Linked DNA regions of Homo sapiens: region 1 is linked to region 2. Evidence: chromatin loops called from intact Hi-C (ENCODE). Cell type or tissue: A673. All regions are shown on one strand. Links, peaks and the distances in the headings refer to the core of each region. The heading gives the core; the rest is flanking DNA.

What was found. A loop is a pair of places that touch in the nucleus more often than their neighbours do. Peaks named below come from ENCODE experiments on the same cell type or tissue, not always from the same donor. Only the 100,000 strongest peaks of a DNase experiment are listed, where the experiment ranks them.
Region 1: a loop joins it to region 2, with 3 times the contacts of the local background. A loop is called at or near these places in 7 of 110 quality-filtered maps.

The regions. Positions count from the first base shown.
Region 1 is chrX:136,157,759-136,166,243 of GRCh38, reverse strand. It overlaps a transcript of FHL1 not described here. Among named protein-coding and RNA genes, the nearest start is that of FHL1, 35 kb to the left of the region's middle. In A673, for the core only: a CTCF peak has its summit at 3,198; a DNase peak (open chromatin) is centred at 3,213.
Region 2 is chrX:136,684,881-136,702,216 of GRCh38, reverse strand. It overlaps ARHGEF6 (Rac/Cdc42 guanine nucleotide exchange factor 6), which reads left to right. Exons shown (of 22, transcript NM_004840.3): 10 at 11,469-11,607; 11 at 14,226-14,285; 12 at 16,394-16,540. Among named protein-coding and RNA genes, the nearest start is that of CD40LG, 45 kb to the right of the region's middle. RefSeq lists an enhancer at 7,337-7,436. In A673, for the core only: a CTCF peak has its summit at 7,225 (motif pointing right); a DNase peak (open chromatin) is centred at 7,246; H3K27ac peaks cover 377 bases.

The sequences.
Region 1 (8,485 bases), core at 168-5,167, 530 kb after region 2:
TCTGAACTGCCTTTGTATCTCCATTTCACTTTATCATCTGTACTAGCATGTCCCACTTAACATGAGCTGGGGTCGTGAGGCTGAAGCACTCATGGTGGGTATATTTGTGTGTACTTTTCAATCTGCAGCGTGTAACTGTGTCTCTGACCAGAACATCATATAAATTACGTTGACAACATTGTGCAAGTTAAAGAATAAAAACAAAACAGCACACAAAACACTGGGTAAGATGACAGCAAAGTAATCCAAAATAAAGCTCAAACACTTTAGAGTTAGTCATGCTTTCAAAGAGATCATGATAATCATATCCCACCCTGACAAAATTAATAAGTGAAAATAGACAAACCACATATATTATTCCAGAAAGAAGCCAAGAGTTACTTTTTAGTGACATTTAACACATACAATCACTCTCCAGGTTTAGCAAAAGTATTGTGGTCATGGACACTGCTGACCCTTATCACTACTGACAACCAAGCTTCAATGATCCCCACATCACCAATCAATTGTGTGAATTACGTGGAAAAGAAAATCCAGTGACAACAGCTGTTTGAAAGAACTTAAAAGAAGAGTCAAATCAATCAAAAGAGATGATCCCCCACAGACTCATTGTCTCCTCTCAATTCTTTGAATGTGATTGTCATGGTAACGATTCCTTAATCACAGCCTTCAGAATATTCTCTCCCACCCAAGAAATCAAAGAACAGTGAATTCCAAACATCTTCTTAATTAGGTACACTTGTGATGAGACTGGGTGGCACAGACTTCTCATTTACCTCACTTTTATTCAAATACTTATGCTACTATAGAGGTCAGAAACATCGGCATGTGCACCATTAAAAACACATTTTAAATGTTTACCATAAAAGGCAATGATAAATACAACTGAGGTAGCCACTGGCTCATTTTCTTTAACAAAAGAACTGGTAAACTGGCTCTCATTCGGCAAAATAATTTATTGGAAATAAGCAGTACAGATTAAAGATGCCTCATTTTTAATAATTCCAACATAATTAAGATCTACAACATAACCAAATCTTTAACAGTATATTCATTTAATAAACAAGCAAAAACTGGAAGGATATTACCAGTTATAGAAATATAATAAAGTCCAGTTTTGTGTCCTTATATTTAGTACAGAGTATTATCTGGTGATATCCTCTATATACTCTGGAAGATCATTTATTCTACACGTTTCTATATTTATTTTATATGATACAATCATAATATTCCTCACAATTTGCAAAGAGAGGAATTATCCCTATCCAGTTTGGGAAAAGATGGGTTATATTTTTAAAAGTTATCTACCAGATATACTAAAAATTTCAAGTTATGATTAGTCCAGATTTTTCTGCAGATTTTTGCACTTCTTTCAAAAACTAAAGTGCACACATTTACCAAAGTTGGAGTAGTGAGTCATTTTTAACTTTGCATAGGAATATATGCAACTTTGCATAGGAATATATGCAACCCTGTAAAATACTGAGTCTGCTTTCATAGATTTTCAAATTAGTAAATAAAAGGTGTCTTTCCTTCCAGATGTGGCATGACCTAGAAACTAACAAAAGGTCCCACCATGCCCTAAATAAATACCAAGGAGCTCTTTCTGTGAGCCATTTCTGGATGCAAATTTGAATAATTTTTGGTCATAAAGGAAGAATAAGTATATTGGGGAAAAACATAAAGGGACAAATATATTTATTTTTTAACTGGAATATTAAAACCTTAAGAATACTTATGAATAAAAAAGCCATCGAAAATAGAATAGAGGCAAGGAGCAGTGATGCACGCCTGTAATCCCAGCACTTTGGGAGGTCGAGACCAGCCTGGCCAACATGGTGAAGCCCCATCTCTACTGAAAATACAAAAATGAGCCAGACATGGTGGTGCGTGCCTGTAATTCCAGCTACTTGGGAGGCCGAGACACGAGAATCACTTGAATCCAGGAGGCAGAGGTTGCAGTGAGCCGAGATTGCACCACTGTACTCCAACCTGGGCAAAAGAGCAAGACTGTGTCTCAAAAAAAAAAAAATAGAGTACACTACAGTTATCAAGCACAAAGAACAAATTGGAACAAAGGAAAAACACAAGTCAAATGGCAAAATCTAGCAAGAAAAATGGAGCAGCAAATATTTGCTGAAGTCAAAAGGTAAAAACCTTGAAATTCTTGTCCTTTGCCCTAATGTTCAATGGTATTTTTGTTTTGTTTTAAAAATATGAAGACTGATGTCCTCTCAATGACTATTACAGCAGCTCCCAAATAAAACAAATGATAAAATAAAAACTCACTTAATTGACTGATAGGCTTGAATTACTCATTGCCAAGTCTACAACTTTCCCACAACTCCAAGCATTCTTTCCTTAAAAGAAAAACAGCATTTTTTCCCTCTGACATGATGACCATGAGTAGCTTTTGAGGTGACTGTAATTCTGTATTTTTCTATAACTTGCTGTGGGTCACCTCCGCATTATAACTCCTAAATCAAAGCAACAAAAAACAAAGAATTGTACAGATCCATACATGACAATTTTGCCAGATGCATCTAGAGAGCACTGGCCCTCCCAGAAGTCTGAGAGGTACTCCTGAACCAAAGACATTCTAACATTGCTGTCACCCCAGCAACCATCGCCAAACCCTGCCCATTTTTCCTGCAAAAGAGCTTTCATACATTTTCTTCCTTATAATTTCATTTCTAAGGTCCTAATTTGGCCCATTATCACTTCACACCAGACTATTTCATCAGATTTCTTAACTATGGGTATGCCCTCTTCTTCACATAGCTAGCATCAGAATCATCTCTCAAATGTTCCACCTCGGATGTATCACTCCCATTGCCAAAAACCTTTCTCCATTGTAATCTAAAGGCCAAGTTTCTTTGAGTGAAATTCAAGCCTCTGGCTTTGGCTGACTCCCTGCATCTGACGTTCATTGCAGCTAGAGAATGACAGAAGTCTTGGTTCATGCCACTTTCCCCTAAACCAGTGATTCTCAAAATTGGCGGCACCTGGAGAGCCAAAGCAACTAGTGATGCCTGGGTGCCTGCTACGGTTTTCATGTGTCCAAGATTCAGGTGTTGAATCTTAATGGACAATGTGATGGTATTGAGAGGTGGGGCCTCTAAGAGGTGGGGTGATTAAACCGGGAGAGCTCCTCCCTGGTGGATGGGATTAAAGCTTCAACAGAGCCTTTGGCTCTCTTGCCCTTCTGCCTTCCGCCACATGAGGGCAGGGCGTTCCTCCCCTCTGGAGGCTGGAGAACTAAAGTGTCATCTTGGAAGCAGAGAGCAGCCCTTAACAATCGAACCTGTTTGCACCTTGATCTTGGGACTTCCCAGTCTCCAGAACCGTGAGAAATAGATTTCTGTTCTTTATAAGGTATCCAGTCTCAGATATTCTGTTACAGCAGCACAAACAAAGTCAGCGCCCCACCCCCAACAAAGTTCCCCCAGATGAATCTATTGTATGGCAGAGGCTGAGAACCACTGACCCAAATTCCTATAGCCTGTAATTGTCAGACTTTATTGTGCCTCAAAATCTCCTGAGAGAGGACCTTGTTAGGACACAGATGGCGGGGCCCCATCCCCAGCGTTTCTGATTCCCTAGGTCTGGAGTGGGGCCCATGAAAGTTGCATTTCTAACAAGCTCCCAGGTGATAGCTCACTGCAGCCTCCTGGGCCCATGTGATCCTCCCACCTCAGCCTCCTGAGAAACAGGGACTACAAACACACATCACCTCACCAGGCTAATGTTTTGTATTTTTTGTAGAGACAGAGTCTCACCATGTTGCCCAGGCTGGTCTGGAACTCCTGGGCTCAAGCTTCCGTTTTCCAGAATCTCTTCCACATTTATGAATCAATCTACAGAATATCTTAGAGATGATCTCGTTCATTTGCCTTTTTATAAACTGAGACCCAGAGTGGGGAGATGATTTGCCCAGAGTTTCCAATGCTTAGTGGCAGAACTCAGGCTAGGATTCAAAACTCCTGACTCTCTCCCCACACCCTATGCAGTTCAATACTCTTTCCACCACATCCTTCATGTGTCTTTAACAGCTTCTCCAATTAGAATGGGCGTTCTTTGCTTGAAGAGATCGCTAGTACTTTTTTTTTTTTTTTTTTTTTGAGACAGGGTCTCTCTCTGTCGCCCAGGCTGGAGTGGAGTGGCACAATCTCATCTCACTGCCACCTCCATATCCCAGGTTCAAGTGATCCTCCTGCCTCAGCCTCCTGAGTAGCTGGGACCACAGGCAGATGCCACCACACCCAGCTAATGTTTGTATTTTTAGTAGAAACGGGGTTTCACCATATTGTCCATGCTGGTCTCAAACTCCTGACCTCAAGTGATCCGCCTGCCTCGGCCTCCCAAAGTGCTGGGATTACAGGCATGAGCCACCACGCCCGGCCTTGAAGAGATCACTGTTGTTTTAAGGCTCCCCACAGCATCTAGCAAACCTAGCCAAGTGCCTTCTCCTTAGAGTAAGCACTGGATAAATATTTTTTTATTTCATCTTACTAAGTACTCAGCCCCATACTTTTCCTAAATTGGCATTGGCGCTCCATGAACTGTTTCCTTACAATTCAGCAACTGGGCAGCTCTGCTCCCATCAATTAGCCCTGGAGCAAATCCTTCATATCAGCACGCATGTGGCCATTATCTGCTATGGGGATAATCATGAACACATAAGGAAAATTTAGGGGGGTTTTAAAAGTTGCAGGAATAACTAAGTTTGTAAGGTGACAAAATTCAACTTTCAAATTGTATGTCAGAAAACGTTTACAAAATACCCTAAGTCTCATTTAATACCCAACAAACCACTGCAGCAGTAACAATCAGGCAGTCCAAGAATTATAAAGTATGTTGCTCTGGTACTTTGAATACTTAAGCCAATTATTTTCATGCTGAGGCTCTCCTGGTTCCTTAACAGAAAATTCAAAAGTAACTGGATTAAGGATAAAGAGAAGACAGAATGAGGGGAAGACAAAGAGGAGCCAATAGGTGGCAAGAAGCAGGTGGGTGAGCAGCAAGGGGGCAAAAGGATGCTGTCACATGCCTGTCCCACAAGCCGCTGCCACTATACCTCCCCAATCCTTCCAGATACTCACAGTAGTTAGGGAGCATGACTACACTAGGCCTAATGACGAACCCAGCCTGTCTATATCTGGGAAACAAACATATTATGATTGGGTTAGATGGTGACTTTTGCCATTTTTCCAATCAACATGAATTGCAGTAAAGTCACGTCAGCTGCAGGATTTGGTGTCGATTGTGAAGCTGACTGAAAGAAATCCAGTGGCAGTAGCTCACTACTGGCATCAAGTGACCATTTAGCCTGGCCACTGAACTGGAATCCTAGCTTCCATCATGAAATGGGACTTGAGGGAGAGGTTATTTTTATCCTCTTTCTCCCCTTCCTCATCAAAATCTGCTTTTAACAGGTGGTACCACATATATAGTCAATTCAGGCAACCAATGAAATTAAGAAAAATAAAATTCTGTCTAACAATAGATGTAACAATGAGGACACCTAACAGATCTGTACACAAAGAATTATTTCCAATATACAAAATAAAGTTTAATAAGCTAAACAAGCCATGAGTTTGAGACCAGCCTGGACAATATAGCGAGACCCTGCCTCTACGAAACTAAAACATTAGATGGGTGTGGTGATGCACACCTGCAGTCCCAGCTACTCAGGAGGCTGAAGCAGAGGGATTGTTTGCGCCCAGGAGGTCAAGACTGCAGTGAGCCACGATCGTCACTGTTTTCCAGCCTGTGTGACAGAGCAAGACACAGTTTCAAAAAAAACAAACAAACAAACAAAAAAACTAAACAGGCGAACTCTATAATCAACTCTTCCCTTTATTGGTATTTTTCAGATAATCACATGAACTATGAGGTTTTTCACCCCAGGTCTTATCACAGACCTGACAGACAACCACTTCAAGATACACAGTGCTTGAGTGATGGCTCCCATTTGCCTTCTAATCCTTGATGGCTTCTCAGTTTTTTTCTTTCCCTTTGCAGCTGCAATGTCCCTCTTAGACCTGATCCTCCCCTCACCCCCACTACCACGTACCACAGAATGTTCTGTTCTCATAGCCAACTCAGGAAAGCAATGGGTACTTGTAATTGCCCATCATAGTTACCCAGGTCCAATATAAAGAAACTATTTACATTAATGCCTATAAAAACCGAATCTTTTCACACACGTTTACTGTAGAGCTGGCCATACTGAGTAAGTGCATGGAAGTTCTGGCATTGGGCCTATGCTTCTACAAGCCATGCAATAATAGCCTTTGGCCCAAAGCAATCAAACTCTGACCTGGATATTGGCTCAGAGTTGGCATAAGTTCACCAACTGTCACTGTTGCTAATGATACCACAAATGCAAGGGTCAAAAGAGGGCCCACTGGGTTGTAGGGCAGGGAATTTGCCAAATCTGGGACTCCACTGCAAAGATGGCATGATGTTTCAAGGGTGGCAAGCGAAGTCCCAACCCACTGCTCCCACTGACCTATCTACTGACTATTGTGCAACTAGACATAGCATTGGAGGTACTGGGCAGCTCTCCTGGAACCTCATACTTCCCCTTTTCAGGGGCTCGTGCCACAAGTTACATCACTCAAGGAGAAACACATCTCTTATTTCACTCATTCTGAAAAACAAACACTGGAATTTATTTATTTATTTATGTATTTATTTAAGACAGGGTCTCACTCTGTCTCCCAGGTTGGAGTACAGTGGCGTGATCTCGGTTCACCGCAACCTCTGCCTCCCGCGTTTAAGTGATTCTCCCACCTCAACCACCCGAATAGCTGGGAATACAGGCACATGCCACCACACCCGGCTAATTTTTGTATTTTCAGTAGAGACAGGGTTTCATCATGTTGGCCAGGCTGGTCTCAAACTCCTGGCCTTAAGTGATCCACCCACCTCAGCCTCCCAGATTGCTGGGATTACAGGCATGAGCCACTGTACCTGGCCACAAACAGTAGACTTTAATCCACACGGTAATAATAAAAAGCTCCTGATCTAGTCTTTGTATTTCTGAAACCCATACATTTGAAGAGTTTTTTTTTTTAATTAGTAGACTTTTTTTTTTTTTAGCAGTTTTAGGTTTACAGAAAAACTAAGCAGGAAGTACTGAGTTTCTGTATACCTCCTTAGCATCCATCTCCCAGTTTCCCCTATTATTAATATCTTGTATTGATGTGGTACATTTGTCCCAATTGATGGGCCAACGTTAATACATTATAATGAACTAAAGTCTAGGGTTTACATTAGGGTTCATTCATTGCGTTGTGCATTTTATGGGTTTTGACAAATGTTGAATGGGTTCTTTAATATCTTTATGGCCCATTCTGAAAAACAATAAATCACCTTATCTCAGGACAATTTTAATTGCTTTACAATTATCAAAGGAAGTTTCCTAGGAATATTATAATGTAAACTATTCACTTATTTTTAATGATTCGTGGCTTCAAAGACGGTCATAACACAGCCCAGCAAGTATATTCAACTTTGATTATCCAAAAACCATCCTTTCACAACTCTCCAATTTCCAGTACAGCTCGAAACTGGAAAGGAGTGTGAAAAAAGTGTTGGATCACAGGAGAAACAGCCTCCAAGATGCTATCTGACACATTGGAATTAGTCTGCTGCCCTCTCGGTCTGGAGATGTTTATAAAAATGGCTTTCTCATGAGAAATCAGAGCAGTGCAAGAGAAGTGGCATCAGGATACGGGAAAGACATGGAGGAGGAAAATCAGGGAAGGAAGATAGGGCAGAAACAGTAGAAATCGAGAGTGGCAAGAGGAGACGACGCATGCCGAAGTAATAGCAACAGAACAGAGAGCCAGCGAGATATTTTTTGACACTTGGATTTTTCTAGAAGGTGACAAACGAAGGGACAAACTCCATCTCAATGCAGCAGCCTTTAAATTGCTCAATAATTATTAGTTCAATTAAATATATCAATGAGAGTAATAACAGCATATGAAAAGCTTGCTTTGCACCTAAGTGTGTAAAGACAGTACACCTTTCATGCACAGAAAATTCCCTCTGAAGCCTTCAAATCTTTTGTAATCCTCAAGGGATAGGGTTATTAATACATAGTAATTTTATACAGAAACATATATACACACACTAGCTGGAGGGATGGGTGGATGGATGAATGATTAGACAGATAGATACATATAAAACCTTTATTCTCAGTCTTCATTTTTACTTTACAAATAAGTACGAAGCAAAATTCAAATTTTACTTCTCTGGTTCTTGAGGGATTTAACACCTCACTGTAACTACTTGAGAAGAACATACACTGCTTTTCTGTCTATCAGAATTGTTTTTCTCTTGGCTGTAATTTCTCTTCAATTCAAGTACATAATGAAACTATTTACTAAGTAGCTTACTTGCAGAGGATGAGGGAAAGATTCTAGGAAATCAATACCTAGAATTTCTCTGTAGTATTATTTTAAACATAGAG
Region 2 (17,336 bases), core at 5,049-10,048:
ATTTACAGCTAAATCTAACAACACTTTCACATAACACTACACAATTTCATAGGTAACTTATAACAGAATATTCTCAATTCCTCCCTCTTATCCCTTATAATATTATTGTAATTCATTTCACTTTTCTATAAAGTAAAATCACCCAATACACTGTTGCTATTATTACTTTGAACAGTTATCTATTAAATCAATTAAGAATAAGAAAAATGAGGCCGGGTGCGGTGGCTCGCGCCTGTAATCCCAGCACTTTGGGAGGCCGAGGTGGGCGGATCACGAGGTCAGGAGATCGAGACCATCCTGGCTAACACAGCGAAACCCTGTCTCTACTAAAAATACAAAAAATTAGCCGGGCGTGGTGGTGGGCGCCTGTAGTCCCAGCTACTAGGGAGGCTGAGGCAGGAGAATGGCGTGAACCCGGGAGGCGGAGCTTGCAGTGAGCCAAGATGGCGCCACTGCACTCCAGCCTGGGTGACAGAGCGAGACTCCATCTCAAAAAAAAAAAAAAAAAAAAAAAGAAAAATGAAATATTTTGTTTTACCTGGATTTATTATTTTTGATACTTTTTTCCATGTATCCAAGTTTTGTTTGTTGTTTTTAAATCTATATCACTTTCCTTCTCTCTGAAGAACTTCTTTTAACATTTTTGCAAGGCAAGTCATCTGGCCACAATTTCCCACATTTTTTGTTTGTTTGAGAAAGTATTCAGAATTCTAGGTTGTCATTTTTTTCCTTCAACACTTTAAATATTTCATTCCATTCTGTTGTTTGCATGGTTTATAATGAGAAGTCTGATACAATTCTTATCCTTGTTCCTCTACAGGTAAGGTGTTTTTCCCTGTCTGGCTTCTTTCAAGATTTTCTCGTTGCTTTTGCCTTTCTGCAGCTTGAATATGAAATGGCTAGGTGTAGATATGTTTTGCTATATATCCTGCTTGGTGTTCTCTGAGATACCTGGATCAGCAGTTTGGGGTCTGTCAATAATTTTGCAAAATTCTTGGCCTAATAGGGTCAACATTTTAAATATTTCTTCTCTTTTCTCTTTCTTTTCTGTCTATATTCCCATTATGCATGTTACACCTTTTGTACTTGTTCCACAGTTTTTGTGTATTCTCTTCCATTTAAAATTTTTTTCTTTACATTTAAGTTTAGGAAATTTCTATTGACATATCTTGAAGCTCACTGTTTCCTCAGCTATGTTTAGCCTATTTGTTAGACTATCAAAGGCATTCTTCATTTCTGTCACAGTGTTTTTTATTTCAGGCATTTTCTTTTGATCATTTCTTAGTGTTTCTATCACTCTGCTTACATTACCCATCTTTTATTACATGTTGTCTATCTTTATCTGTTAGAACCTTTAACATATTAACCATAGTTATTTTGAATTCCCTAATAATTCCAAAATTTGTGTCATATCTGAGTCTGATTCTAAAGCTTGCTTTGTCTCCTCAGACTGTTTTTTTCTTGCCTTTCAGCATGCCTTGTAATGTTTTGTTGGAAGGCAGACATGATAAATTAAGTAATAGGAACTGAGGTAACTAGGTGTTTACTGTGAGGTTTTCTGTTAATCTGACTAGGATCTTGCCTGTGTTTAATGTTTGCTGTAGCTGTAAGTATGAGGGGCTTTAGATTTTTTTTGTTTCCTTTCCTTCTCTCTTATTAACTTTGGCTTTCTTTCTTTCCTTTCTTTCCTCTTTTTTTTTGTCTCACTGTCTCCCAGGCTGGAGTGCAGTGGCGCGATCTCAGCTCACTGCAACCTTTGCCTCACAGGTTCAAGCAATGTTCATGCCTCAGCCCCCTGAGTAGCTGGGATTACAGGCATGTGCCACCACGCCTGGCTAATTTTTTTGTATTTTTAGTTTAGACAGGGTTTCATGAAGTTGGCCAGGCTGGTCTCAAACTCCTGACCTCAAGTGATCCACCTGCCACAGCCTCCCAATCCTGCTGAGATTGCAGGCCTGAGCCACCGCGCCCTGCCTATCTTTGGGTTTCTTAAGAACTCCTTCTTAAATAGAGTCTGTGTCTTGCAGATCCCTCCCTGTAATCCACTGTTATTATATATTGGGGCCCTGTCAATGTGGTGATAAGGTGTTGGGGAAGGGGACACATTCTATAATGTTATGAACAAGTCTCAATTTTTTAGTAGACCTGAGTCCCTGGAAATTGACCTCCAGAAGCAATTCTTAGCCTTTTTTAGTCCTCTCACATATGGCAGGAAGATGAGAGAGGGCTGAAGCTGGCCTATTGTACCTTCCTCAGGTCAGATAAGACTTGGCAACATAGTTTCCCTTGGAAGACAGGCCTTTGTTTTGGAAAAGGTTCTGGGATTATTTCAAAATGGATGCTCCACCCCGCCCCCACTCCTATCCCAAAACATGAGAGGATTTTTCTCTGATCTTCACTATGGAACATTTTTGGGTTTTTGGATCCCAAACCCACAAAAGCATTGCCCCGCCTCAAGATGGTTCTCCAGGAGCTTTTAAATCTCAAGTTGGGGTCCACATTCAGACTCCAGGAATTCATTAAAATCACTATGCAAGTGTTCCTGCCAGTTACTGGGTCCAGTGGCTTCTGCTTTAGGGAAGCTAATCTCAGCTGTAATTCTCTGTATTCACTGTTTCTCCAGATTTTGAGGTGGTGATTTTTTCTGTGATCTCAATTCTCAGTAAATCTAACAAAAGTCATTGATTTTCAGTTTGTTCAGTATTTTTTTAATTATGACTATAGTGTGATGACTTCCAAGCTCTTTCGATGTCAGAGCTGAAATCAGAAGTGCTTTAATGATTTTTTCACTATATTTTATTTTTTTATTATTTTAAACGTTTTTGTTATAAATTTTCTCTATAATATTTCACTATATTTTGGGGTGTCTTTTAGTGGTTACTCTAAAACTTTCCATATATATCTTATCAGAATGGACTTCATTTTTTATGCTAACTTAATTCTAGTTATATATAAAAATGTGACTCCTGTATAACTGTTTCCTCTTCCCTTTTTGTTATTATTATTATAAATATGAACTCCATATACACAATAATACATGCTATAATTGTTATTTAATTTTATGTCCATTAATACAACTGAGAGAAGAAAGGAAAGGAAAAATATATTTATAGTGTTTGTTATATTAACTTTCTTATTTACCATTTCTATTTCCCTTCATTTTTTCCTGTGAATTTGTGTTACTATCTGGTATTATATTCTTATTCCAACAGACCTTTGCTCCCACCTTTCTCCTTCATGCTGTGGTTTTCAAATATATTAAATTTATGTGTGTATAGGTCCAACAATGAAATTATAAAATTTTGCTTTGGCCAATTGCTTTTATATCAGTTAAGAGAAGAAGAAGCATGTATTTATACTGTCTTTCATAATTGCATATTTACCTTTATTGGTGCTCTTTGTTTTAATATGTGAATTTAAATTTAAGTCTGGGTTTACTTGCTTTCAGCCTGAAGGTCTTCACTGAGTGCTTATTGTAAGGTGGATTTTTAAGAAAGGATTCTCTTAGTTCTTGTCTGGGAATGTTTTCATTCCACCTTCCATTTTGAAAGATAGTTTGGATGAATACAGAATTCTTGGTTGGCAGTTCTGTTTCTTTCAGTACTTTGAGTATGTCATCCCACTGCCTTCTGGCCTCCAAGATTCTGATGAGAAATCAGCTGTTAATATTATCTAGGTTCTCTAGCCCATGACGAGTTGTTCTTCTCTTCCTGCTTTCAGTTTTCTCCTTGACTTTCAGGATTTTTATTATAATTTGTTTGAGTGTGGACCTCTTTGCATTTATCCTACTTGAAATTCATTGAGCTTCTTGTATGTGTGGGTTGATGTTTTTCTCAAATTTGGGAATTTTAGTCATTATTTCTTTGCATATTTTTTCTGCTCCATTCTCTCTCTCCTCTCTTTTTAGTACTTCCATTATGTATATGTTCTTTTGCTTAAAGATTTTCCATATTTCTCTGAGGCTGTATTCGTTTTTCTTTATTCTTTTTTCTCCTTTTTATATTGCATAATCTCTATTGATGTATTTTAAGTTTACAGATTCTTTCTTCTGCCAGTTCAGATCAGCTGTTGAGCCCCTCTAATGAAATTTTAAATTTCAGTTATTTTACTTTTAAACTCTAGAATGTTCATTTGGTTCTTCTTCTTTCTTTTTGTTTACAATTTCAGCATCTTTATGGATGTTCTCTATGTGGTGAGACATTGTCATCATAGCTTCCTTTACTTCTTTAAGCATGGTTTCCTTTTGTTCTTTGCACATATTTATAATGGCTACTTTGAAGACTTTATTAAGTCTGACATTTTGCCTCTTACTGACAATTTCTGTTGTTTCTTATTTGTGTAAGTTACACATTGCTGTTTCTTTGTGTGCCATATTGTTTTTTGTTGTTGAGAACAAGACATTTTAGGTAATTTTAGATTTCACAACTGTGATACTGATTTCATTCCCCACTCTCTGGGACATGTTTTTGTTGTTTGCTTATGTGTTTGTTTAGTAACTCGATTTGACTATTTTAGTGAAGTCTATTTCGCTCACAGAGTACAATCTCTGGTATCGCTCTTCAGAGGGCACAGCCTTGGTCAGGCATGCAGTCACTCTGGAATGACAGTGGTCTTAGCAGAGCTGTCTTTGACTGTCTCACTCCCTGATCTCTCCTTTAAGCCCCGTTTGGTATCACATCCAGGTGTTAGGCTCTCCTAATTTCCAGCTGATTGGCTCTAATATTTTTGATAATTTCATGGGGACATAAATTGCTCCACCATCTGATCTAATTAAGTTCAAGTGGAGACACTTTTTGAGACTAGACTTTGAGGTTTCTTCTGATCCTTCTTAGCACTTCCTGGCTGTCTGTTTCCCTGGTTCTCTCTCTGGTGACCTAGCTGGCCTATGGGTTAGCTTTTTGCACTTAAGTGACAGGAGCTACCTGCCTCCTTTTATTGGCTTACTACCAAAATCTCCTTTGTTTTGGCAAGAGCTCTTAAGCTTGAATATCCCCACATGCCTTTTTTCCAAATAAAACCAATTTCTTCATGGAGAGCTTCAGAACTCTTCTGTTCCCATGGACTGCGTCTCCCTCTGGGCAAAATCTCACTACTCTGGGAGCTGGGCAGCATGGGTACCCTCTGGTTGCCTCTTCCAGCTTGCCTTTTCCAGCATGGAACTCTCTACCCTACACTTGGGCTGGGGTGAGGGTGATTGGGCCTACTCTCCAGCCTGTGTCGGGGCTGCGTGAAGTGAGCTTTCGACCTCTCAGGCACACTTACCAGGAATTTAGCCTCTTTTACACAGAGTTGAAGGGGAGAGATGTGCTGATGACCTGTCCCTCCTGGTGAGATATCATATTTTTTGACTGGTAGCTGAGAGGCCAGGGAGGCCTCTCTACTTGGTCACAGTTGCCCGGAATGGAGCTTCTGTCAAGCTGAGTTGGGAGGAGGGAGAAAAGGGAGAGCTGGTCATAGCTCAAATGCTGTAAGTTCTCCCTGTTCTTACTGAGTTTTAGTAGATTTTCCTGAATAAATACTTTTTTTCATTTATCTTATATCATTAGGACAACTTCTAGATATTTTATTTATTTTTATTTTTATTATTATTGGCTTTTCAGAGACAAGGTCTTGCTCTGTCACCCAGGCTGGAGTGCAGTGATACAATCATAACTCAACGCAGCCTTGAACTCCTGGGCTCAAGCAATCCTCCCACCTCAGCCTCCTGAGCAGCTGTGACTACAGGCACACACCACCACACTCAGCTAATTATAAAAAAATTATAGAGACAGGGCTTTCACTATGTTGACCAGAGTCTGCTGGTCTCAAACTCCTGGGCTTAAGTGATCCTCCTGCCTCAGCCTCCCAAAGTGCTGGGATTACAGGTGTGAGCCACTGCGCCTGGCCTAAATGGTTTTCACCTGCTACGCTTTTTTTTAACTGAGTAGTGCATCCAATGAATCTCATGCCACCATCTCAAAAGTGGAACTCCTTACTGTTTCCTTTTCTGTCCTTCTGTGCCCTTGCCTGATCTGAGCCTAAACTTTTTATCACTTTTTTAATGTCTCACTTCACAATTCTACCACTTAGAGGCTGTTTTACCCAAGGCAATTCACTTCATTTCTAAGCCTTAATTTCCTCACTTGTAAAATGAGGGTCAAACCACCTACCTTGCAGGATTGATGTTAGTATTAAATGAAATAATGTATACTAAGCACCCAGCACTGTGTCACCATGCCCTATGTGTCCTTTAAACATCTACCTACCAGCTACTAGTTTCTTTTTAGGAAAAAAAGTATAAAATATTTCAAGCATACAAAGAACAGAGATAATATAAAGTACATCCACGTACCCACTATTCAGCTTAAGAAACAAATTATAGATGCAATTCAAGTTCTGTGTATCCCCTTCAATATTTCCTGCTCTTCTCTCCCTCACCAGAGTGAACCACAGTCCTAAATTTGTTTTTGTCATTTCCAGGAATGTTTTCATACTTTTCTACATATCTACAATAAAGAAAAAATGATTCACAGACTTTTTTCCTTTGATGAATTCATAAATGTCCTGTGAATATAAGGGCAAATTCCTTAACACCAGTAAAATGAGCACATGTTCTCCTTTTGATATGAAAACAATATTCTGGATGAATACTGGAAAGAAATGGTTTACCTCAAGTGGCAGACTTTCTGTGGTGTTTAGAGAAGTTTCCATTGTAACTCTATGTGTTAAAATGTTACTGACTACATTTACCTATGTTGGGAATTTAATTTTATAATTAAGTAAAGCTTCCCTCAAACATTATGGTTTGATGTTTGTTACACAGTTGATTTAAAAGATTCTCAAGTTTTTGGTGAAGTATAATGCCCTGTTTAATTTTAGTTAACGGTGTTTTTGAGAATTTTATAATATCCCTTGAAATGATGGAAGACTCACTGGAGTCCTCATAGAACTAAATTTTTATCTTACTGGTTTATTTACAGGTAAAAGGGATGAAAATTAAAATACTTGAGGTTTTTCTCACATGTGCTTTTAATATAATCTCAACTATTTTACATGCATCTAGTGGCAATTTATGCTGACCTATTAAAGGCAAAGCACAGTGAAATGAAATTCACAGAAAATTCACATTAAACATTTTTTAGATGAAGATTTCAGCTGAAATAGGGACATTGGTGGATTTCTGTTCTTTCCTTGCTGAAGCTGTGATGTTCAGGTGAACTTCTTCCTTTCGGCCTTTAGGTGGCAATACCATACCAGGAATGCTTATAACAATTGGCCCTGAGAAGGGATCCAGCCTTAAAATTGTATGATTGCATGCAGCTGTCTTGTTAAAAATGCAGTCGTGTATGGCCTGAATTTGGATATGTAATCAGACCCCAACCTTGATGTGTCCCCATATTTGCATATATTTGAATGGCCGCTCTAGTCTTTTGTTGTCCCCTGGGTGAGGTATTTCGGGATTTCCCCTCCCTCTCCCCTGCTAGCTTGCTATGGTAGCTCCTGTTTCTTCCTGGGAATAACCTCTCTTTTACAAAAATACCCTCTTCTCTCCTGTGCTTGCTTCAGTGTGGCATTCATCCTTTTTCACGAGGGAGAGGGTTAAATGAGAGATCAGAGAGAAGAGGAGTTGGTGCTAAGACAGATCCGGACCTCACTTCCGTCTCTGCTGTGCTGTGCTTTTGCTCTTGTTAGTTCTCTCCACTCTTTGTTTACCATGGTTGCCAGCAATGAAGACTTTGAGAAACCCCCCAAAAAGTTGTGTACTTGCTCTGGGGGCAGGGAGCACGTAAAAAATTCTGAGCCTAGGTTCTGTTCTTTTCTGTCTTTGAAGGGCCAGAGAAGGGAGCAAGTAAGACTGATCACAAACAAAAAGTGGTAGGGACAAGGCCGGGCGCGGTGGCTCACGCCTGTAATCCCAGCACTTTGGGTGGCCGAGGCAGGTGGATCACTGGAGGTCAGGAGTTCCAGGCCAGCCTGGCCAATATAGTGAAACCCCATCTCTACTAAAAGCACAAAAATTAGCCGGATGTGGTGGTGTGCGTCTGTAGTCCCGGCTACCCAGGAGGCTGAGGCAAGAGAATCGCTTGAACCCTGAAGGTGGAGGTTGCAGTGAGCCAAGATCGCACCACTGCACTTCAGCCTGGGCAACAGAGCAAGACTGTCTCAAAAAAAAAAAAAAAAGGAGTGGGGACAAAAAAAGAAGCAAAAGAAGCACACCACCTAATATCTGGGGCTGGATAAATGAAAAAGAGAAGAAAGGGAACCACTCTACCCAGTGTGAGTGGCACTCTTGAAATTTTCCACTGGCCAGAGGCTGTGGCAGCCAGCTCCTCTTGCCTCACCACCCCTTTTGGACCACAGTGATTTCCCCCGAAGGGCTGGTGGGGTAGTAATTGAGGTGGAGAGGAGGAATCTCTGACCTTCTGCTAGGTAGAGTTATGATCATTCAAATTAGAAACCTATACAAAGATGCCACAGAAGCACTTCTATATGAGATGGCTAAGCTCTGTAGTGTTATTATAGTATACATAGCTTTCTTCAGCTTTCCAGTCCAACCCAGAATATCCCAGAGCCCCATCCACCATGCATTCTATGAAATAAATGTATGTTGTTTTAAACAGCATTTATACACTGAGAACTGCTTCTATTGTATCATGTCACATATACAGAACATTTTAAGCTTGAAAAGCAAGTCTTAATCCACTGCTATTTCAAATGGGCTGTATAAAATTCTACATTTAAAAGACAGATTGTTCTTTGGTATAACAATATATATTTATGTATTATATTTGTGTATAATGATACTAATTTGTGTATTATGTTTATTTGGCTAAATAAAATGTGTCTTTTAGGATCTATTTATCATAGATAAAAGGCATTTTAGGACAATTTTGTTCTTTTGTTGCCCTAGTAAAATTATCTTTTCTGAAGAACCAGTGTTTTAATCCAAGATAGTGATCTCATGTTGTACTGAAATAAATTTAAATTGTTTTATGATGTTTAGCAAGCCTAGAAGTTAGAATGCTGCATGGAAGGTAATAATAAGGTACACATTAGCATTTGCTTTTAATTGCTTTCACTCTTGCATCAATTAGAGTAAAATGTTGAGGATGCGGGCAGTCATTTAGTCACTGAAAGAAAAAATAAAACTTGTTTACTAAATTGAAAAGAAATTAGGAAAATGATTTTCTCCAAATTACATTTCTACTCAAATGCACTCCAAACCCGAGTTATTTCCCTAATTATATTTTATATGCAATGAATTTTTAAACCTCTTTATGCACTTTATGCTCTTGGTTGGCAATTGAACATCAATTGAATTTCCATTAAGTTGGAAACCACAGGTACTGGTAGTTTTTAAAGATGTGATTTTAGCAAGGTATTTGTCTTGGGATAATAATAATAATAATGCATCCACTGACTACTTTAAAGTTTACAAAATCCTGTCCTGCAGAGAGCCAGTATGGCATCCTAAAAAGACCTGAGGCTTTGGCTTCAGACCTGAGTATGAATCCCACTGTAGCCACTTACTATCACCCTTCCTCTCAGTTTTCTCATCTGTAAAATGGGGAGAACACCTATGTTGAAATGTTGTTGTCATTAAACAAGAATGAATGCATGTACAATTCTTAGCATGAAATAGTAGCATTAAAACCCCCAATATTTAATCTTTGCAATTTTATTAGGAAGTAGGTTTTATCTCTCTTATAAGCATGAGTCAGTTGAGGCTCAGGCAACTCATCCAGGGTTGCCAACTCTCTTTTATGACTCCAAGTCTAGGACATTTCCCTCCCTTTGGCTACTTCTGGAACAAGACTACGAAAACTGATAAAAGGATTAGCAGCAGGCTGGGTGCGGTGGTTCATGCCTGTAGTCCCAGCACTTTGGGAGGCCGAGGTGGGAGGATTGCTTGAGCCCAGGAGTTCGACACCAGCCTGGGCAAAATGGCAAAACCCTGTCTCTATAATTTTGTAAAAGTTTTATAAAAGGATTAGCAGCAATTGCTAGATATGACCTCTCATATGTGATCTAGACTCCATTAAGGCAGCCATTCCCAGCCCAACATATGTGCCATACTGCATGACTCAAGGCTGCTGTTGCATTAGCTGAAACTCCATCTTTTCTCTCCTGCTCAGAAAAGCCCACGAAGGGAGAGTGTGGGTGGGGATTGCAGGGATAACCTGCAATCCGCTCTGTTTCCAGCCTCCTAGTACTTTATTACTGATAGCAAGTTTTTTGAACACACTTCACACCTTATAGCAGCACACCACAGTTGGGAACCATGGCATAAGACGTGTTCTAGGGAGAATAAGTAGGTCACTTTGCACTAGGGGTTTCCTGCTGGGGAGTAGTGAGAAAGATGGTGGAGCCAGTAGGAGTTTAAAAAGTTAAGACTTGATCTTGTAGGCACTCAGCCTCTTGGGTAGGAAAGCAGTGAGGCTAAAATGGTAGTCTGTAGGACCTGGAAAAAGCCTGGAAGCCAGGAAAACAGTTGGTCTATTGAAGTGAGCCAGATGGAATGAGCTGAAATCCTGAACTAAGGCAGTGGCAGCAGGAATGGAAAGGAATGAACAGATCCAAGAAGATTTGTGACTGACTGGATATGCATGGCCAACCAAAGAGGTAAAAGGGCCATGTAATAAAGCAGAAGTTTCAACATAAGCTGTCACTTAGGCAGTAGGTTTCCTCCTCTAAGTATATTTTGCTTAAATATGTATCAAAATGATCTTGCAGCCCCAGGACTCAATATCCCTGTTGGTGGAAAGTAAACAGTTTGGAACGGTGCTAAACAGCAGAAAAAGCACTGGCTTAGAATTAGACATTTACAGCACACAGTTCATAAAATATTAATATATTTTTTCACCAAGTTACTGCCTTATGGAAGTGTTTGGTTAACCTGCTTCACTGGTTTTTGATATTGGGCTAAGTGACTTTGTGGTTAGTCATACAAACATGCTGGTATCTAAATGCAGGAAGTGATTCTAGAACATTACAAGTGGGTGATACAACCTTGTGGATTGTTATCTTTAGGCACCTGACCAGCCAATAACTAGGACGTTTGAAGTGATTAAGAAAATCTATTTTTTAAATTATACTTTAAGTTCTGGGTCATCTGATACACTGTATATCTCACGCCCATGAATGTAGGCTCCTTAAGGGTGGGGATTTTTTTTTTTTGTTCACTGCTGTAGCCCCATCAGAGAACAGAGCCTGTCACTTAGTAGATGCTCAATCAGTAATTGTTGAATGTGTGACACCAGGGATCATGAGTGTCTGGCTCACCAAAGGAGCCCTGGTGCTGATTTTACAGAAGGAGCTTAATAAAACCTGATTTAGTTGAGCCAAAACAAATTGAACAGCATTTGGACTAGTAAAACACATTTTTATTTGGCTTTATATTGTGTGAAATACAGTAAAATAATTTTAGGTTGATAATTCTTTACATGAGATATTCAACAGTAACAAAATTATATTTGTTCTTTTGCTAGTGATGAGTTGGAACAATTCATGGAAAATCAAGGTGCATCGAGCCCAGGTATCCTCATTTTAACAACAAACCTCAGCAAACCATTCATGCGACTGGAGAAATATGTTACTCTCTTGCAAGAGTTAGAACGGCATATGGAGGTAAGGGAAGGTGAACTTTTTCAAGCTCGTGTGCCAAGTATGGTCCTGTGCTCTGGAGGACGCAGCCAATTTGCCTCCAAAATGGCCTTGCAGAGGAATCAAGGTCTTGGATTCAAAATTTACTTTATCTGTTCTTCCCTCTTCTCAGGCTTCTAGTTTTCCTTTTTATGCAGCAAAATAAGATCCTTACTCTTTGCTACTAGATATTAATGATCATTCTCCCTTTTCGCTCTTCTCTTCCAAGCCTTGGTCCTGTGGCTTCCCTTAAGTCTATGCTTACTTGCTAACTTGAGTTTTCTTTTGCCCTCTCAGTAGTTTGGTCAAAATCCAACTAAGAAATCTTCTTTGTTTCTGGTATATTAACCAACTTTATTGTGGGAGATAGAGCAAAACAACATCAGAATGTACAAAGAACAAGTTCACTATAGACAGGAATATTTATCTCTAGAATTCTGCCATCATTCAACTTCCTGACTCTGGATAACAGTGGAAGATTCTGGTATTCCTTAAAGACTAATGGATGGATACAATATTAGTGGTATCTCTCTACACATCATGCATGTACATCAGAGTCCCCCCACATTTTTATTTATAAGCCTACAGTTTACTTGCAACTGTTGTAGCATAGCTATAATCTTTTCTAAATTCTAAGATTTTGCAATGAGGCCTGATAATTGAATATTTTTTCACCAAGAACCAAAGGCCTCATGTTATGAAAAACCAATCAGCAGAGCTAGCTCCTTGAGCCATTCTTTTGTGATTGTTCATGGGGGATTTAAGTGTGGGTGGGAGAGGAGGGCCTGCTGGAGGAGGCTGCATTTACCCTAGTTGCTCTTCCTGTGTCTGGGGAAAGGTTTTGAGGTTTCAAGGGGTTTGATTATCTTTAAAGAAAAAGAGTGCACCCGCACTCTGCCGGGCTTGTCAGCATTTGTAAGGATTGAAAGAATGTTCTCTGAGCGAAACCACATTCTCAGGGTATTTGACCTGCCTGAAAGCCGGAGGCAGTGGGGAGCTGGTGAGCAAAGCCTGTCAGTGTGAAATTTCAGTTAGGGCTCAGGAAGGTGTTGACCTCTGGATGCCTTTCCATAAGCTAAACCAGTTTGCTGAACCGTTTGAGGTTTGCCCCTCCTTGCTTATCACAAAAATCCAGAAACGAGTGGCCTCAGTTTCTATTACTTTTCAGTGTTGAAATGCAAATATGCACTTATTTTGGGGAGAAACAAATCCCAGATGCTCCTGCTGCCTGGATCCTATATCTCAGTCTTTCTTGTAGTGGAGCCTGTTCTCCTCCTGCTTCCATTTGCTGTGGGTCACATGTCTTTGGCTGCCTCTCATTTCCCATCATCAGAAAATACAAGCCTTTAGAACTAGTTCACCACTGGGTGAGACACTTTGTGCAGATTTCAGAGCATTTGGCATGGCTGCTAACAGTAGAATAAAGCCTGAACTTCTTGTTTGTCAGTTGATTTGGATAAGGATAAATTTTACTGTAAAGGAATACAACCTTACTTTTTATGAGCAATGTCATTCTTGGCTTGGGTCAGGCCCCTAATCTGTTCAGCTCTGTATTTTATCACCCGAGACTAGTGGGGCAGGAGATTTAGTCTTCCCTTACTCCAGCTGAGTTCCAAAGGACATATCCCCTATGCCCCAATGTTAGGTGCACATCTACCCATAAGAATCTGTGTCTTCCCTTCATAAACAGTTATGGAATTATGGATTCCTCTAAGCCGTTTTTGAATCTGTCCACTTTCGGAATTGCAAGTACCACAGGATTGCAGGCCATGTGTAAGAGCCTTGCTTAAGAAGGAAAATATGGTATGAAACTTGGAATCTTTTCCCATCTGCCATGTTCACACTGCTGAAAGAAAATGGAGGCATTTTAGGAAATGGAATTAGATTGATTTTTCTCTTGAGTTTTTGTTGTTGTTGTTTGTTTGTTTGTTTGTTTTGAGACAGGGTCTCACTCTATCACCCAGGCTGGAGTATAGTGGCACAATCACAGCTCATCACAGTCTCGACCTCTGGGCTCAGCTGATCCTCTCAGCTCAGCCTCCCAAGTAGCTGGGACTATAGGCATGCACCACCATGCCCGGCTGATAGATTGATTTTTCTCTAACCACGACTCTTGTTTCCACCATTCCCTACCTCCTGTCATCTACCAACAACATGACCTAATGATGTACCCCGAATAATTATTTAATTATTATATTTATTATTAAATAATCATTATCCAAAGTATAATAGCAAAAAGGGAAGTGGGAACTCTTGCCTTTTACTACATTGTTACTAAATATATGATGCATTACCAACTCTCTTAATTTCTTAATCACCTAATAATTAGAGTCACTGAGATTCCAAATGCTCCCATGCTGCTCTATTTTTTAATCTTTAGTATAGAGTAAAATTAACGTTTTTCTTCTGGTGCACAGTTCTATGAGTTTTCACACAGGTATAGATTCATGTTACCATGACCACAATTAAAATACAGAACAGTTCCATCATCCCCCAAAATTCTCTTGCTATCTTTGTGGCCATACTCTCTTTCTACCCCTAACCCTTGGCAACTGCTGATCCTCTCTCCTCTAACATTGTTTTCAAATGTATTCCTTTGATAGGATACTCATCCAGATCATCAGGATATTCTGAAAGCAATCGTAGCATTCAAAACTCTCATGGTAGGTGATGCTTTAAAATCACAATTCTCCATTTTGTATACTTTATTCCTGAAAGAGCGATTTGTGTGTAACATTTCTTTCCCTATACAAAGGTCTTTAGAATGGAAATAAGCTTTCATGACAGTATAGCAGTGATTGTTTCACTTAATTTTGTCCTCCAAAAATCATGCTTACCTAAAGAAAGGTTGCCAGGCTGAGGGTATAAAGCAATCACATTTACAGTCTCAGCCACATTAAGCCACATTAAGCATTGGTGTGTAGGTGGGGGGTTTCCTTTTGTCTCTTTGTCTTTACCCCCATTGCTCACCTAATGACGAGTCTGTGTAACTCATCATTCACTGATTTGCATCAATACTGGATTCAACTAGTTATGCCAAAGGGTATGAGTTTTTTCTTTGCATATGAAGAAGAAATCCTTCATCAAATCTAAAAGGGGGGAAAAAACCTAAAGAACTAAAATGCAAGTGCTTTATATAGGTTGCTATCAAAGGTACACGTGATCTTGTATCTTCAGTATGATGGTTAATGTATCTTCTTGAACCCACTGATATAAAACCACTTGGTGCCATTTTAGGAGGAAAGAAAACTTCATTTTGGGCAATTGATTAAACTTAGCTTCATTTCACACAATTCTGTAGCATTATAAGTGATTTGGACTAATGTTTAATTATTAATCCTTGTTGAAAGATCAGTAATTGACGTGTCTGTAGTTGAACAGTAAGTTGAAGACCAGAGTAAGTATTAGATTAAAATTGCCATTGTTATATGCCAAAAACAGTCCAATATTGGCAGTTTTACATGGCGCAAGCTAATAGAACAGCCCAGTGAAACCCACAGCATTTATTATAATTATGGTTCTTCTATTTTTTCTTGTATAAATAGGAATGTAAAATGAGTCTTTTTAAAAACCTGTATTTCTTTCTGATTATATTATATAACTTGCCTTGATGGTTTAGTATATTTATTCCTACTATAGGTGCTCTTAAAATATGTGTACAGTGAATTTATTTCTTTGAGTTTCCATGTAGCTGAAAGGGACAGCAGAGATTTTATAGAAAATATAACCCCAAAATATTATCTTACATTCATTTGGAAACAGTAACAGAACTAACCATGTGCTTATTTTTGTATTCAATTTGGAAGGCATGCTGTTAAATTACTCTAAGATAACCTCACAGTTTCTTAAGCAGTGAGATATATATATATATATATATATATATATGTATATATATATGTGTATATATATATATGTGTATATATATATACACATGTGTATATATATATGTGTGTATATATATATATATATGTGTATATATATATATATATATATATATATACACACACATACACACACATATATATAGAAAGAGTATTCATACCCCACATAGTGTTGGCAAACTGTAATTTTTTCTTGGTTTGAAATTTCAGTATGTCATCATGAAATTCAGTTGTATCTCTTTTTTCCAATCCTTTTAGGAATAAAAACTAATTTAGTATTTTTTTCACAGCAATCTTGGTCCTTAAACAAAGTACAGCAGTGCCTAGGTTTCATTATAAGTTTGATTCACTGTGGCATAAAGAATTTAATTTTCTCTTTCACTATAACTCCAGGAGAAATTTTTTGTTTTTTATTATTTTCAAGATGTTACCTTGTTGAAAATTGAGCATATGTTAGAAATACAATTATTTTGTCACTAAAGCCCTATTTATGCAAAGATAGACAAGGTAAGAGGAGCTAAAGCAGGGGCACCAACCAGTAGATCTGAATCTACCAGGTCCTCACCTGGCTCTGGTCAGTGTGATTTGGCTGCTTGCTTTCCCATATTCTTTACAGGGAGGGAGAAATAAGCTCTTTCTAGCATTATGTTTTGATGCTTTGGCAAAATGAAAAATAGGCCTTCCTCACAAAACCTTTGGGGGCTCAAGCCTAGAGATTTAGGGTAGTGGATCTTTCTGTCTATCAAGAACAGGCCTGGGTCATGGGATTCATGATGAGGAATAGGGACTCAGTGGGAACCAAAGAGTCAGAAGCCACATCTTACTTTGGTCTTATTTTAGTCTATTTCATAAGAATTCCTATTCCATTATGTTCTGCTTTGGTTCTGTAGGGGCAATGTCAAGATCTGAGGAAGAGAAAACAGCTGGAGTTACAGATACTGTCCGAACCTATTCAGGCATGGGAAGGAGAAGATATTAAAAACTTGGGAAATGTGATTTTTATGTCACAAGTAATGGTGCAGTATGGAGCATGTGAGGTAAGGTATTTCAAATCTCAACATTATTTCTTCCATCTTTCGTATTTTTCTTCCTTTTTTTTTTTTTTTTTTGACGGAGTCTTGTTCTGTCACTCAGGCTGGAGTGCAGTGGTGCCATCTTGGCTCACTGCAACCTCTGCCTCCTGGGTTCAAGCAATCCTCCTGCCTGAGCCTCTTAAGTAGTTTTTCTTCCTTGTTCTTCCATCAAAGTCAAATGCTACAACATTCAAATCAGAAGCTGAGCACCTGTTCTTTGTTGAACATTCTGCTAGGTGCTGTGGGAGATAGGAGAAAAGAACAAGCAATGATCCCTGTTTTCAAAGAACTCATTAAAAACAGACTAAAACACAAGTTGCAACTAGCTGACAAACCAAATAGTCAATGTTCGATTTTGCAATCTCAACAAGAGTCCATAGAAGTTCACAGGAGGGAGAGATCAAGAAGACCTTACGGAGACAGGACTTGAGGAGGGGGCACAAAAACAAAAGGGGAGGATTTCGCAAGGCAGAGGTCATTGTTATCTTAGGAGAGAACAGAAATGTGGCTTTGGTTTGCTGCAGCACAGTAAGGAAACCAGCCTGTAGGGAGCAAAAGAAGCAACTTGGCCCTAGTAAAAGATTGATTGAGTCAGGTAGAATTAGACTATGCAGAAGCTTGACATCAGGCAAGAGTAGTTCAGATGGATGCAACAGGCCATGGGAAATAATGAAAGAGTCCACAGTCATAGAACAACACTCCGAAAGGGATGTTTCACACTAATCTGCGACCTATATATGTCAAATGAACTGGAGGGAAT